4 separate regions of the Homo sapiens genome follow, and all the other regions are linked to region 1. The links are chromatin contacts, found by Hi-C or POLR2A ChIA-PET in ENCODE. All regions are on one chromosome and are shown on one strand. The core of a region is the stretch at or near the end of the contact, and the rest is flanking DNA. Distances in the headings are between cores, read along the strand shown.

Region 1 (2,941 bases), core at 280-2,779:
TTGGAGAGAAGGGTTCTGGGTTAATTTGGTTAGAAGTTTTGGGATCACGAACAGGAGGTGGTCACAGATATTTTATAATGGAGGCAAGGTCAAACCGGAATTGGAGTCCCATAGCTCTGAGCCCAGGAAACTGGATGAATTTATCTATTAGTATGGACTGGGACTGGCATCTTTAACAACATGGAAAGCTTGAAACAGTCTTTGTGGAAAATAGGAGATCAGCCAGAGATTAGAAGAAAACGCAAGAAAATTATAAGTAGGAGTCCAGTCACGAATTCATATCCAATCTGGTCAGTTATGACTTCCTCCAGCGAAAAGCCACACATCTTGCAAACCCTTGAGAGAGAAAACACAAATAGGGGTAACCTACTGGAGACAGGCCCTTAAGACTATAAAGTAGTTGAGCGATTCCATACTGAAATAGAGTTGGCTATAGCGATAGAGAAGTTAGTCATATATGGGGCTAATGATCCAGGAGAGTAAGGATTCACTTTTGTGGTGAAAAGTTGTAAGCAGGTGAAAGGTAGGGATCCATGGCCACGGACGGGCAGGTGGAGATCAGGGAAGAGGCGACGTTAAACATAAATAGTTTGTTAATGATTTCACCTTACTGATTATTTCTCTTTTGGCATCTAGAAGGCTAAGATTCTCATGTGTATTTCAGAGCTACTGAAAGTAGTCCTAGGTTGTGGAGGGAGAAATCCACTTTCACAGCTGAGTCTATCTTCTCAGTCTAGTTATATTCTCCTCTCACAAACTAGCCAATGCTGCCGCCTTATGCAAAGCCGACACCACGGAAAGATGTGCTTTACAGAGGCAGGATGACGCCAATCGGCCTAGGGCCGGCGGTGTTTCGTCTAGATTAATGGCGAGGGAAGTCCCCAATAGTCCTTTTGAAACCTTTTCACTCTTGCCTGGTGAAAGCGCTTGTCAGCCGTAAATCGCGAATACAATGCTAAGCTCTGAGGCCCTTGCTAAATCCAAGTAGGAGCAGGGATCTGCGCGGCCTCACCCTCGGGTTTCCGCAGGGCGTCTCGAGAGCTGCGGATGGGGGCAGCAGGAGCCGGGCGGGAACAGAGGAAAGCGCCGGCCCTGAGACCTAGGGAGGAGCCTCGGTGAAGGAACCCGGGGCGGGTTCCTGCCTAGATCTCCAAGAAGCTCCAAAAATGGCGGGCGGCAACTCGGCGAGCCGGACGCGCAGGCGCCACCGTGGCCGTCCTTCCGCCAGCCGCGGGCGGCCCAAGAACCGTCCACAGCGCCCTTATCCAGAAGCCTACGCCTCTCGCGATTGGCTGAACTGCGCGAGCGCTCCGTGTGGGGGCGGGGCCGCCACGCAGCGGCCACGTTTCCCGCCCCGCTGGTGCGCGTGCGCGCAATCCCCACTGGAAAGCGTTTGCGCGCGCCCCTGCCGCGGCCCCTAGCTCGCGCCTCAGCTCCCTCCCCTTTCCGGGCAGGCCCGTCCCGTCAGCAAGGCAGTGAGCACCGCGGCCAGCAGAGGGCGGTCCGGACCCAAGTCTGCAGCGGCGCCATTGGCGTGTGGAAAATGCCACCAGATGGCGGGTTAGGATTGCAGCTCCGTTGAAGGCGCGGCCCCCGCTCCCGAACCCCCGGCGACCACCCCGTAACAACCCCCCCACATCGGGAATAACACACCGGAGACTTTTGGGGGGAAACTAGGTCGATGGTCGGCGGCGCCCGGATGGGCAGCTGAGGTGAGTGCGGGCGGCGGCGACGGCGGCGGGGGGCGGGAAAGAGGGGGAATGCGGCGGCAGCGGCGCGGGGGCTGGAAGCGCCGATCCAAGATGGAGGCCGGGCGAGAGCGAGAGAGCGCGAGCGGCGAGCGGGCGGGCCGGGCGCGGGCCCCGTGCGGGGGAGGGAGGCCGCGCGGGCCTGTGCGGGGTGCGGCGGTCGTGGGCCGTCCGAGTGCCCGGAGAGACGTCTGTGGGCGCGGTGGGCACCCCGGCGTCTTCGTCGCTTGCCACCCCTCCCGCGGGCACCAAAAATTTTGCCCCCGCCCGCCCGGGCACTACGGCGACAGGCGCGGAAGCCTTTGTGGCGCGCTCGGGCCCGCCGCCAAGCCCGCCCTCCGCCCCCCCCCGCCCGGGCTCTCGGGAGTCGCCCGCGCCCAGCGGGGCCGGGCCGACGCGGGCTGGCGCGAATGCCTTCCGCCGCCTGCCGACCTGCGTTTCTGCGGTGTTTTAGCGGCGGCGGCGTCACATGACAACGAGTTCATTTCAGCGGAGGGGCCTGGGGGGTCGCTCGGCGGGGCGGCTGGCCCAGGCTTCTTGTTGGCGGGGTGGGGCAGCGGGGTGGCGGCTGGGGGAGATGCATCAATGCTGGGCTTTCCAGCTATCTGCCCTCTCAGCCCCCGACGGGGGCCTCCTTGTGAAACGTGTCCAGGCCTAAGCACTGCCCCGCTAGTTTGCCAGTCCCCTGAGAGACGAGGCCAATAAAAGTTGTTTTCCCTCCTTTCTCGAGGTGGGGGCGGGGTGGGAAACTAGAGTGCTTGGAGTTGGACCTGAGCCCCGTTTGCAGGGTCCGAACTGGGTTCTTCTTGTATGGTATGGGTACTAAGAAATTTTCAGGTTTTAGGATTGTCACGTCACCCCCATCTACCCACATTTGAAATGTTATCTGTCGATTCTCTTCACATTGCAGGGAATCGTGCTCCGGGAGTATAAGTCATAGGATAGTTTTGGACACTTACAGACAAAAAAAAAACAAAAAAAAAAAACGCAATTTGTCATAAAAAAAAATTATTTGCTGTTAAAGTTGGTGTTAAGATGGATAGAGTTTATTCTCGTGATTCTGACTAGAAAGACTTGCATCTTCGCAAAAATAGTGTTTACTTGAGAAAGTATCTGAATTGGCACAAAGTTGTGTGATTTGTAACTTATCTGGAATTTGAATGACTCTACATTTTAGTTTTCCTCGTGTTTTA
Region 2 (2,941 bases), core at 111-2,610, 2.6 Mb before region 1:
TTTCCCACTGCCACTACTCTAGTCAAGGCTATCCTCATCTCTTGCATCAGCCTCCCTTTCTCCATTCTGGCCCCACTACAGATCATTCTCCACAGAGCAACCAGAGTAATCTCTTTAAAATGTAATCAAGATTACTCCCAAGCTTAAAATTCACGAATGGCTTCCAACCTCATTTAGAAAAAAAGTTAAGGTGGTCTGCTTACCTACACTATGTCTCTCACTAAGTGATGTGCTCTATGAAGACCAGACCTTGTCTTATACTCATCTCTGGCACCCAGGGTTCCTCAGGGTATCCAGCACACAGCAAGTGCTCAGCACTACTCTCTCCTCAGTCTCACCCATTCACTCACCTTTAGTTACCATTTTTACTCCGATGTTCCTCACTTTATATTTAACTCCATACTAAACAGTTGACTCTTAAAGTCACCTCAAATTTAATGTGTCCCAAATAGGTTTAATTCCGCCTCCTTTCCCATCTCCTGATCTCATCTACTCCTGCACTACCCCCGCCCCCAAAATAACGGTTCCAACAATTAATTAATCTTCTTCATCTTGGTGTAAATGGGACAACCCTCTATTCCAATCAAAAACTTAAGAAACAATCTTAATTTGTCCCTTTAAACTCATATCCAAAGCCTTAATCAAGCCTTATCAATCCTACCTCCAAAATGGGTTCCCAAATATCTGTGCTCAGTCTCATTTCTGGACATCTGCTACTGTCCCCTATGCTTGAGAAGCTTCTTGCTTTCTCCTTAGCATGGCTAACCAGATCTCAGCTTTGGTCATATTTGCCAGGAACCCTTCCCTGACCTTCCAACCTAGTTTGAGTGCCTCTCCTGTGTGCGTCCCCTATAACAACCCGGGTCACACTGCACTGCCAATTCCCCATGGACATGAGTTCCCACAGGGAAATGTCTGTGTCAGTCTTAGTTTGCCATATCCCACAGAGCTTAGCACAGTGCTCTGCACGGAGCGGAACTCAGGCACTGTAGTTGAGTGAGTGAACGAATGAACAGATATGCAGGTGATGACAAACTCTACAGGTACAGAAGGAAGACAGCTGAATCTGAGGAAGCGCTAGGATACGTGTCGCGGGGGCTATCGCGTGGTTTTCGCCTGCCAGAAACAGGATCTACGTCTCCCAGAAGAACGCCCCAGCGAAAGTCCGGAAGGTCACTTACCGGCCTCGGAGCTGAACCGGCGGCGTGGCAGCCCCATCTCGAAAGAGCAAGGTAGCGGTTGGAGCAGGCCACCGTGCCAGGGCTGGATTCGAGCCCGGAAACAGACCCGTTCCACGCCCGGAGAACTCCTCAAGAGGCTCCACAGCAATACAGTTGTTCCGAGGGGCGCCATGATTATCAGAAGCCACTTGCGCCGGAAGTGGTTGGGAGGGATTCCGAGTCACACCCAGTTCTTGCAGCACTCTGGGAAATGTAGTCTAGTTAAAGGCGGAAAGGGCCGGAAGTCTTCCGGGCCCTTATAGATTGTTTCTTCTAAACTACTTATTCACAAGTAGACGGTGTTTATGTCCTTCCCTATGCATAAAGTTAAAACTTACACCTTTTTCCCTATATGCTCTTTTTCCTACCCGTTTCCATCGTTCTAAATAACAAATTTCCGGCCAGGCGCCGTGGCTCACGCCTGTAATCCCAGCAGTCTGGGAGGCCAAGGCGGGCGGATCACCTGAGGTCAGGAGTTCGAGATTAGCCTGGCCAACATGGTGAAACCCCCGTCTCTACTAAAAATATAAAAATTAGCCAAGCATGGTGGCGGGCGCCTGTACCAGGAGAATCGCTTGAACCGAGGAGGCAAAGGTTGCATTGAGCCAAGATCGTGCCATTGCACTCCAGCCTGAGCAACAAAGCAAGACTCCATCTCAAATAAACAAACAAACAAACACTCTAGCCTGGGTGACAGAGTGAGACTCTTGTCTCAAATAAATACATAATTTATGTATTCCACTTCCTGCCCAAACCTTCTCCCCCATCCTCAGGTTTAAATCCAACTACTTCTTAAATTTCTCCATCCACACTGCTCACATGCACCCTAAATCTAACTCCTGACTCCAAGCCCTGATTACCACCACCACCACTGCCACTGCCAATTCATACACCTGATTCTCTGTCTCAACACTTATTCCTTTCCTTTATAGCCCATTTTATAATCTGTTATTTTGCTCTTTATCTGCTTATTTCTTTTTCTCACCCCATGAACACAGTGACTCTACATATTTTATTGCAATATCACCTAGCCTAGTACATCTACGTGCACAGCAAACTTTTGTTGAATAAATGAATGAATGATTAAATGATTCTTTACATTTTTTCCAGCTATCCAGGATGTGCAGGTCTTATCCTTCTCTAGACTATAGATTGGTGCCTGTGCTAAGCACTTATCCCAAGGCCTGGGAAAACAGGGTGTTAGTAAACTCTTGTTTGACTTAGCTGGATGAATAGACTCACCTTCCAGCCTCAGCTATTTTCCCCCAACTTAGCATTAATATTAACAGTGCTGTTTATGAACTCATTCCCTATTTGGGAGGGGAAGGGAGAGCACTAGGCTTGGTGCCTATTTAGGCAAGTCTGCTGCCCTGCACTTCCCAATGCTTACACCTACATGATAGCAGGTGTCAGAGACTAGTGGCAGGATGAATGCAGGTGTCTCCCAGCCCATGCCTTTTCTCTGAAAATGAACCCTCTACTTTCTTCCCATAGCTGAGGGAGCAGGCCTCAGTGGCTATGTTTTTCCTGTAAACATCCTCCTGGACACAGCTGATTGGACACTTAGTGCAGGATGAATGAATCCATTGGCTGCTGTATTAGCATTAGTTTCCTGTGGCTGCTATAACAAACTACCACAAATATTATGGTTTAAAATAACAAAAATGTATTCTTTCACAATTCCGCATGAGAAATCTGAAATCAGTATTACTGAGCTGAAA
Region 3 (2,941 bases), core at 324-2,823, 2.5 Mb after region 1:
CACTTTTCCTCCCCTCTTCCTCTTCTCAGCCTCCTCCGGCAGGATGAAGGGTGTAAGATTTTGTGCTGAGGCGCTGAAGCTTGACAAATTGAGGCCAGCCTATCTCTAAATGGAATCCGTGTATCTTGCTAGGGAGGGAGAAAATCAAGTTCCAGCACTTCCCTCCTTATCAGCCTCTCCTTTTCCCTACCCTTCCCTGAGGATAAAAATAACCGCTTCCCAGGGCCTCACTGCGATGGAGCAACTGTGCCCCGAAGCCAGGCCTAGCTGTCAGAGCAGCTGCTCCCCGAGGCACGGCCCCGCGAGAGCCTTGGGGTCAGGACGGGGGCCTGTCCGCAGGGACGAGGTGTCCCAGGACAGGGCAGGGGCCCTTGGAGCCTCACCAAGAGAGGGGGCACTGGTGCAAGTTTGACCGCGATGGTGGGCGGCTCACAAAAATACATCAGGAGGCCCGGAAGTCCATGCACTGGCTGGCTCCACCGCCTTTAAGTACACGAGGTCTATCTGCAGTTCTTAACCTCTTTGAGGGCACAAGGACTCCCTAGAACAAATGATGACATACCACCTCTCTGTGTGCAATCAAGCATACACACAACACACAGAAACATGGACGTGGACACAAATACGCACGGAGACACATACACTTTTGCACACAGTTTCATATTATTGGAAGGCTGTCGAAGCCTGGTATGGACCACAGATTAACAACCCCAAAGGCAGGTTGATTATAGTGATGCAGAACGATTATAAAAAAAATAACAATTTGGCAGGGCGCGGTGGCTTACACCTGTAATCCCAGCACTTTGGGAGGCCGAGGTCAGTTGATCACGTGAGGTCAGGAGTTCGAGACCAACCCGGCCAACATGGTGAAACCCCGTCTCTACTAAAAATACAAAAAAATTAGTCGGGCATGGTTGCGGGCGCCTGTAATCCCAGCTACTCGGGAGGCTGAGGCAGGAGAATGGCTTGAACCTAGGAGGCAGAGGTTGCAGTGAGCCGAGATCGTGCCAGTGCACTCCAGCTTGGGTGACGGAGCAAGACTTCGTCTCAAAATAAATAAATAAAAATATAAAAATAAATAAAATTTTGTAACGTAAAAATAGGGTTAGTAAAGCGTGCTAAGATCTTTCTGGAAAACAAATATATGTAGTATAAATTCTAATAATAGATACGGAAACGATAAAGTTGATCACCGATGGTAAGATAAAGGATGATTTCTATTTATTTGAGTTTTCCCACTAAACAGGAAAGCATGCTGCTTTTTCGCAACCAGAACGGCCGCATCCAGGCGTTTCCGGGGACCTGGGGCGCCCACTGAGCTGCAGGCGCGGCCGGTGGCTCCAGCCTGGCCCGTCCGTCGGGAAAGGAGGGTTACAGACAATAGACAAGCAAACATTAGACGCAGTGACCGCGTGGGGCGGGGACCGGCTCTTGCGGAGAGGGTGACCCGAGCCCTTCGCCCGCCGAGGCACTTTAAAACCCCAGCGCGTTGCCCAGGCCGGCCCGCCCAGAGCGAAAGGTGCGTGCGCGCTCCCGGGGAGGCGGCGGCGCGCACGGGCGCGTCCCGCGGGCAGCCCCCAACTCCGGACGATGCAGCGAGGAGGCGGCGGCGGCGGCGCGCTCCGGAGGTCTGAAGCCACTGCTGGCTGCCACGGGCCGGCGGTGCGATGAGCTGGGCAGCCGCCCCCGGCTCGGGGCTGTGAGCGGCTCGGGGCCGGGGGTGGGCGGCGGTGCGGCGGGCGGCCGACGCTCCTCTTCGGCGGCGGCGGCGGCGGCCATGCGTGGGGCGGCGCGGCTGGGGCGGCCGGGCCGGAGTTGCCTCCCGGGGGCCCGCGGCCTGAGGGCCCCGCCGCCGCCGCCGCTGCTGCTTCTGCTTGCGCTGTTGCCGCTGCTGCCCGCGCCTGGCGCTGCCGCCGCCCCCGCCCCGCGGCCCCCGGAGCTGCAGTCGGCTTCCGCGGGGCCCAGCGTGAGTCTCTACCTGAGCGAGGACGAGGTGCGCCGGCTGATCGGTGAGTGGGGCCGCCGAGGCCGGGGCGGGCAGGTCGGGCCGGCTGGGGCAGCTTCCGGCCGCCGGCGGATCAGTCTGCGAGCCGTGGACCTCGGGCGAGTACCCTCCCCGCCCCCCGCGCCCGGATTCGCCTCGCGGCCCGGTCTCTGCCTGCCGTGCTGGCTGGGAGGTGTGGTCCCTGCCCGGTCCCCAGCTCTGGGTCAGCCTTCGTGCCGCCCTCGCTGCCCCGCCGCGATAGACCCAGATTCACCCCATCCCATCCTCCTCACTGCCTCCTTAGCCCTTCTCCCTAGAAGAGTCAGTCACCCTTACAACTTTTTTTCCTTGCTGCACGAAGTTTTTTTGACGCTTTCTATGTGTGTCACTCTAGGGCCCTCGATTTTGAATATCTCGAAATTCACGTTTTAGACTGAACTTGCAAACCCTTTGCTGTGGTTTTGATGCTCCAGTAGAGGCCACGCTCTGTGCTTACCCTTTTACAAAAAAAAAAAAAAAAAAAAAAAAAACGAGAGAGAAAGAAGGGGAGGTTATAAGGGCACCAAATGTTCGTGGCAGCCTCCAACTCTTGGGACGTAGATTTGGAGCATATGCTTAGATTCTAAGCATATTTTTAGTGAATGAATCGCCAGGTAGCAGACCTTTTTAGTTTCAATACCTTTTTGGTTTTTGCATTGGGTGTGTTGGGAGTTTGGACTGACTCTGTACTTCTGGGCCACTCTCCTACTTTTGAGTATCTTGAAGGGAAACAAGAACTTAGTCTTGGGTCGGTTTGTGGTTCCATTTACTTGCTTAGCTTTGTTGTTTGGGGAATTAATTTGAAAAATTGCTGGGGTCTTATGTTAGGACTTTGTGGATTCTGGAAATGACCCCTTAGAGGAAGATCTGACAGGAACGACCCCCCAAAAAGGAAGTCCTTGGTACCTAGACGTTTGC
Region 4 (2,941 bases), core at 316-2,815, 2.1 Mb before region 1:
TTGTAAATTTTTATATTTTTTAATTCTTCTGGATTTTTTTTTTTTTTCCTAGACAGGGTCTTGCTCTATTTCCCGGGCTGGAGTGCAGTGGTGCTACCGTGCTATCTCGACTCACACCAGCCTCGACTTCCCTCGACTTCCTGGGTTCATATTATCCTCCCACCTCAGTCTCCCAAGTAGCTGGGACAACAGATGCACATCACCACACTCACGTCATTTTTGTCAGTCTCGCCATATTGCCCAGGCTAGGTGTGAACTCCTGGGCTCAAGTGATCTGCCCACCTCGGCCTCCCAAAGTGTTGGTATTACAGCCTCTTCTGGAATTTATTTTTCAATGTTCTTGCTTTAAATCGAAAGTCAATTAAAACCAGGATCATTGGCCGGGCACGGTGGCTCATGTCTGTAATCCCAGCCCTTTGGGAGGCCGAGGCGGGCTGATCACCTGAGGTCGGGAGTTCGAGACCAGCCTGACCAACGTGGAGAAACCCCGTCTCTACTAAAAATACAAAATTAGCCAGGCGTGGTGGCGCATGCCTGTAATCCTCAGGAAGGCTGAGGCAGGAGAATCGCTTGACCGGGGGACGCAGAGTTGCGGTGAGCCAAGATCGCGCCATTGCACTCCAGCCTGGGCAACAGTAGCGAAACTCTCATTCAAAATAAGTAAATAAATAAAAAATAAAAAAACTAGGATCATTTCTCAAATAAACTATTGGTTTGTCACTTAATTGATTTGTCACGTTTGCTTTTTATTATGTTGTACTTCTAGATTTTATCCCTGACTACTCAACTATTTGTCCAGGGTAATATAGGAGCATTACGTTAGAATATACTAGCTTTGGAGTGAGTTAAAATGTTGGTTTTCAGTAAGTAAAATTTAAGTGTCCCACTAGAAAGAGGACTGTGATTTTTCGCGGTTGGGGTCAAAGGTAACAGGAAACAAGGTAGGCAAAAAGGGGTAAAGTTTAAGGCTCTGCAGACAAATGTTAGGTGTTGTTACTGCAAAATTGAACAAAGAACAAGAATCTTGGGCTTGAAAGCCTGGACTTTTCCCTAGAAACAACCATTCACAGTGTAGGGACTGAAGGGCCAGCTGTGAGGCAGCCGAGCTAGCGCCCTATCCTCACAAAGGGAGTGAAAGACGGAGACGGGTATCGGGAAAAAAATAAGTGCTGCGTCCAAGAATTTAGGAGTCAGTCCATGTCGCAGAACAGGGAGAAGGGCTGGGAAGAAAAGGCCAGCAAGGAACCTAGGAAGAGCGGAATCTCTCGGGAGGAGGTTATGGAGGCCGCAGCGGGTGATGGGTCTCTCCTGAAGGCGACTTGCCGGGGATTCCCTATTCCGCAGTCCTCTGGGAGTCGCAAAGAGAGTTAGGAAAGGCCGTGCAGCAGCGTCGCAGCCGGGCTGGCAACGGTAGAGGAATCGGCAGTGAGGCCTCTCCCCACACCCTGCCAGCCCAACTGCCGCCGCCGCCGCCGCCGCCACCGCGGGGCCCGGGATTGGCCCGAGGGCGGCGCAGGGCGGGGCGGGGGCTGCTGGGATGCAGGCCTGAGAGGCTGGCGCGCGCGCACACGGGCGCGGGTTCGGCGGCGGCGCGCGCGTGCTCTGTCGGCCTGTGCGGCGCTGCGGCGGAGCGGGCCATGGCAGTGGGGAGGGGGCGAGTGTAGTGCTGCGCGGGGCAGGCGGGAGGTGATCGAGAGAGGCAGGGATGGGGGCGCCGGAGTGGAGCGGTTGCGGCGGCCTGGGCTGCTGACTGCGCACTTGGAATAGTAGCAGGCGGCGGCGGCGGAACGCCAGGCAGGTGAGTGCGGCGGCCGGGACCCGGATGCGGCGCGGCTGAGGGGCGGCTGGGTCGCGGCGCCGGCTGCGGTGCCCCCGGGCGTGCTGGCGGTGCGTTCTAGCTTGCCGCTACCTGCGGCGCTGGCGACTCTTGTGGTTGCACCGCGCTTCCTGCCAGCTTGGAGGATAACCGCCTACCGGCCGGTGGGGGCGTCTGGCTTGGTTGCGGCCCGCCCTGGGCTCTCCAAGGTGAGTGGCGCCCCCCGGCCCCTGGGCGGCAGAGACGCTGCCGGGCGTCCCGGGTCACTGTCGCTTTGGGTCCCGTTCCTGAGGGGCGTTTCTGTGGAGAGACGGCGTACTCGCGCCCCGCGTCTATGCGGACACCTCCGGAACTTCCCGACCCTCAGGTGCCTTTTTGCGCAGAAGTGTATTTCAGAGGCGTGGACCCAGGGTTATTAGGTTATGGACATGTTTTCGAATCCCAACGCCGCTGCTGACCAGTCCTGGGGCCTTGGGCCAAAATATCCTGATGTGTTAAATGGAAATAATAATACATACACCATAAGGTTGTTGTGAGGTTAGGCATAACTGAACAAGTGCTAAGTAAATGATACCCCTGCTGCAGCATCTCGTGTTAGCTATTGCTAATTCCTGGCTGCTGGCGTGCGTTTGGGGGCACATTTATTTCCGATCTGCTCTGGTGTTGCAGTAACCGATACTGGAGTTGCTTAATATTGGAGCCTGTTAACCTCGCAGTGGCCAAAATAGAATCCTATAGTCCCTTACTAGAATCCTGCAGTCTCTTCCCGCAGGGCTGAATTGGAACCCTGTCTCAGGTACTGAGTGGGAATTACTGCTGAAATGAAACCGAGCAAATTCGGGATTCGCTTAGGATGAAAGATGGTGGGACGTAAACTTGAAGTGCTTTGCTGTTTCATCTCAAGTGACACTTGAACTCTGCCACTTGTTACAGAGTTATAAACACACGAAGAGTATGGAAACAGACTCTTTTTTCTGCATTGCTACATCCAAAGGGAGTGACAAGTGCTTTTGTAAACATCATTGTGGGCAGTGTGACTGTCTGGTGAAGTCATGATAATTAAATGAGTACTTATTTTGAAGCACTGAATGGAAGTTTGGAGATATGATTCGTAATAAAATTGTC

What was found. Hi-C counts contacts between places; a loop is a spot of excess contacts on that map. ChIA-PET counts read pairs that join two places held with the same protein, here RNA polymerase II (POLR2A). Pooled maps may share reads with other maps.
Region 2: a loop to region 1 is called in a map of CD8-positive, alpha-beta T cell, with 5 times the contacts of the local background. The contact joins the promoter of MRPS22 here to the promoter of STAG1 in region 1. A Hi-C loop is called at or near these places in 1 of 168 maps with a recorded cell type or tissue (CD8-positive, alpha-beta T cell) and 9 of 50 pooled maps. POLR2A ChIA-PET finds 5 or more read pairs at or near these places in 1 of 52 experiments (A673).
Region 3: a map of B cell shows a loop between it and region 1 (19-fold over the local background). The contact joins the promoter of RYK here to the promoter of STAG1 in region 1. A Hi-C loop is called at or near these places in 2 of 168 maps with a recorded cell type or tissue (B cell and naive thymus-derived CD4-positive, alpha-beta T cell) and 8 of 50 pooled maps.
Region 4: a loop to region 1 is called in a map of B cell, with 24 times the contacts of the local background. The contact joins the promoter of PIK3CB here to the promoter of STAG1 in region 1. A Hi-C loop is called at or near these places in 3 of 168 maps with a recorded cell type or tissue (B cell, CD4-positive, alpha-beta memory T cell and naive thymus-derived CD4-positive, alpha-beta T cell), 1 of 37 single-sample maps with no recorded cell type and 9 of 50 pooled maps. POLR2A ChIA-PET finds 5 or more read pairs at or near these places in 1 of 52 experiments (T-cell).

The regions. Positions count from the first base shown.
Region 1 is chr3:136,750,966-136,753,906 of GRCh38, reverse strand. It overlaps STAG1 (STAG1 cohesin complex component), which reads left to right and starts at 1,529. Exons shown (of 34, transcript NM_005862.3): 1 at 1,529-1,712. It overlaps STAG1-DT (STAG1 divergent transcript), which reads right to left and starts at 1,236. Exons shown (of 1, transcript NR_185911.1): 1 at 1-1,236. RefSeq lists enhancers at 221-1,152, 946-1,265, 1,153-2,084 and silencers at 1,276-1,505, 1,826-2,205.
Region 2 is chr3:139,342,439-139,345,379 of GRCh38, reverse strand. MRPS22 (mitochondrial ribosomal protein S22) reads right to left here and starts at 1,360. Exons shown (of 8, transcript NM_020191.4): 1 at 1,182-1,360. The coding sequence starts at 1,353. RefSeq lists enhancers at 753-872, 883-982, 959-1,253, 1,213-1,302.
Region 3 is chr3:134,249,491-134,252,431 of GRCh38, reverse strand. RYK (receptor like tyrosine kinase) reads left to right here and starts at 1,573. Exons shown (of 15, transcript NM_002958.4): 1 at 1,573-2,009. The coding sequence starts at 1,778. RefSeq lists a silencer at 1,399-2,218 and an enhancer at 1,554-2,332.
Region 4 is chr3:138,833,552-138,836,492 of GRCh38, reverse strand. PIK3CB (phosphatidylinositol-4,5-bisphosphate 3-kinase catalytic subunit beta) reads left to right here and starts at 1,565. Exons shown (of 24, transcript NM_006219.3): 1 at 1,565-1,798. RefSeq lists a silencer at 1,329-2,068.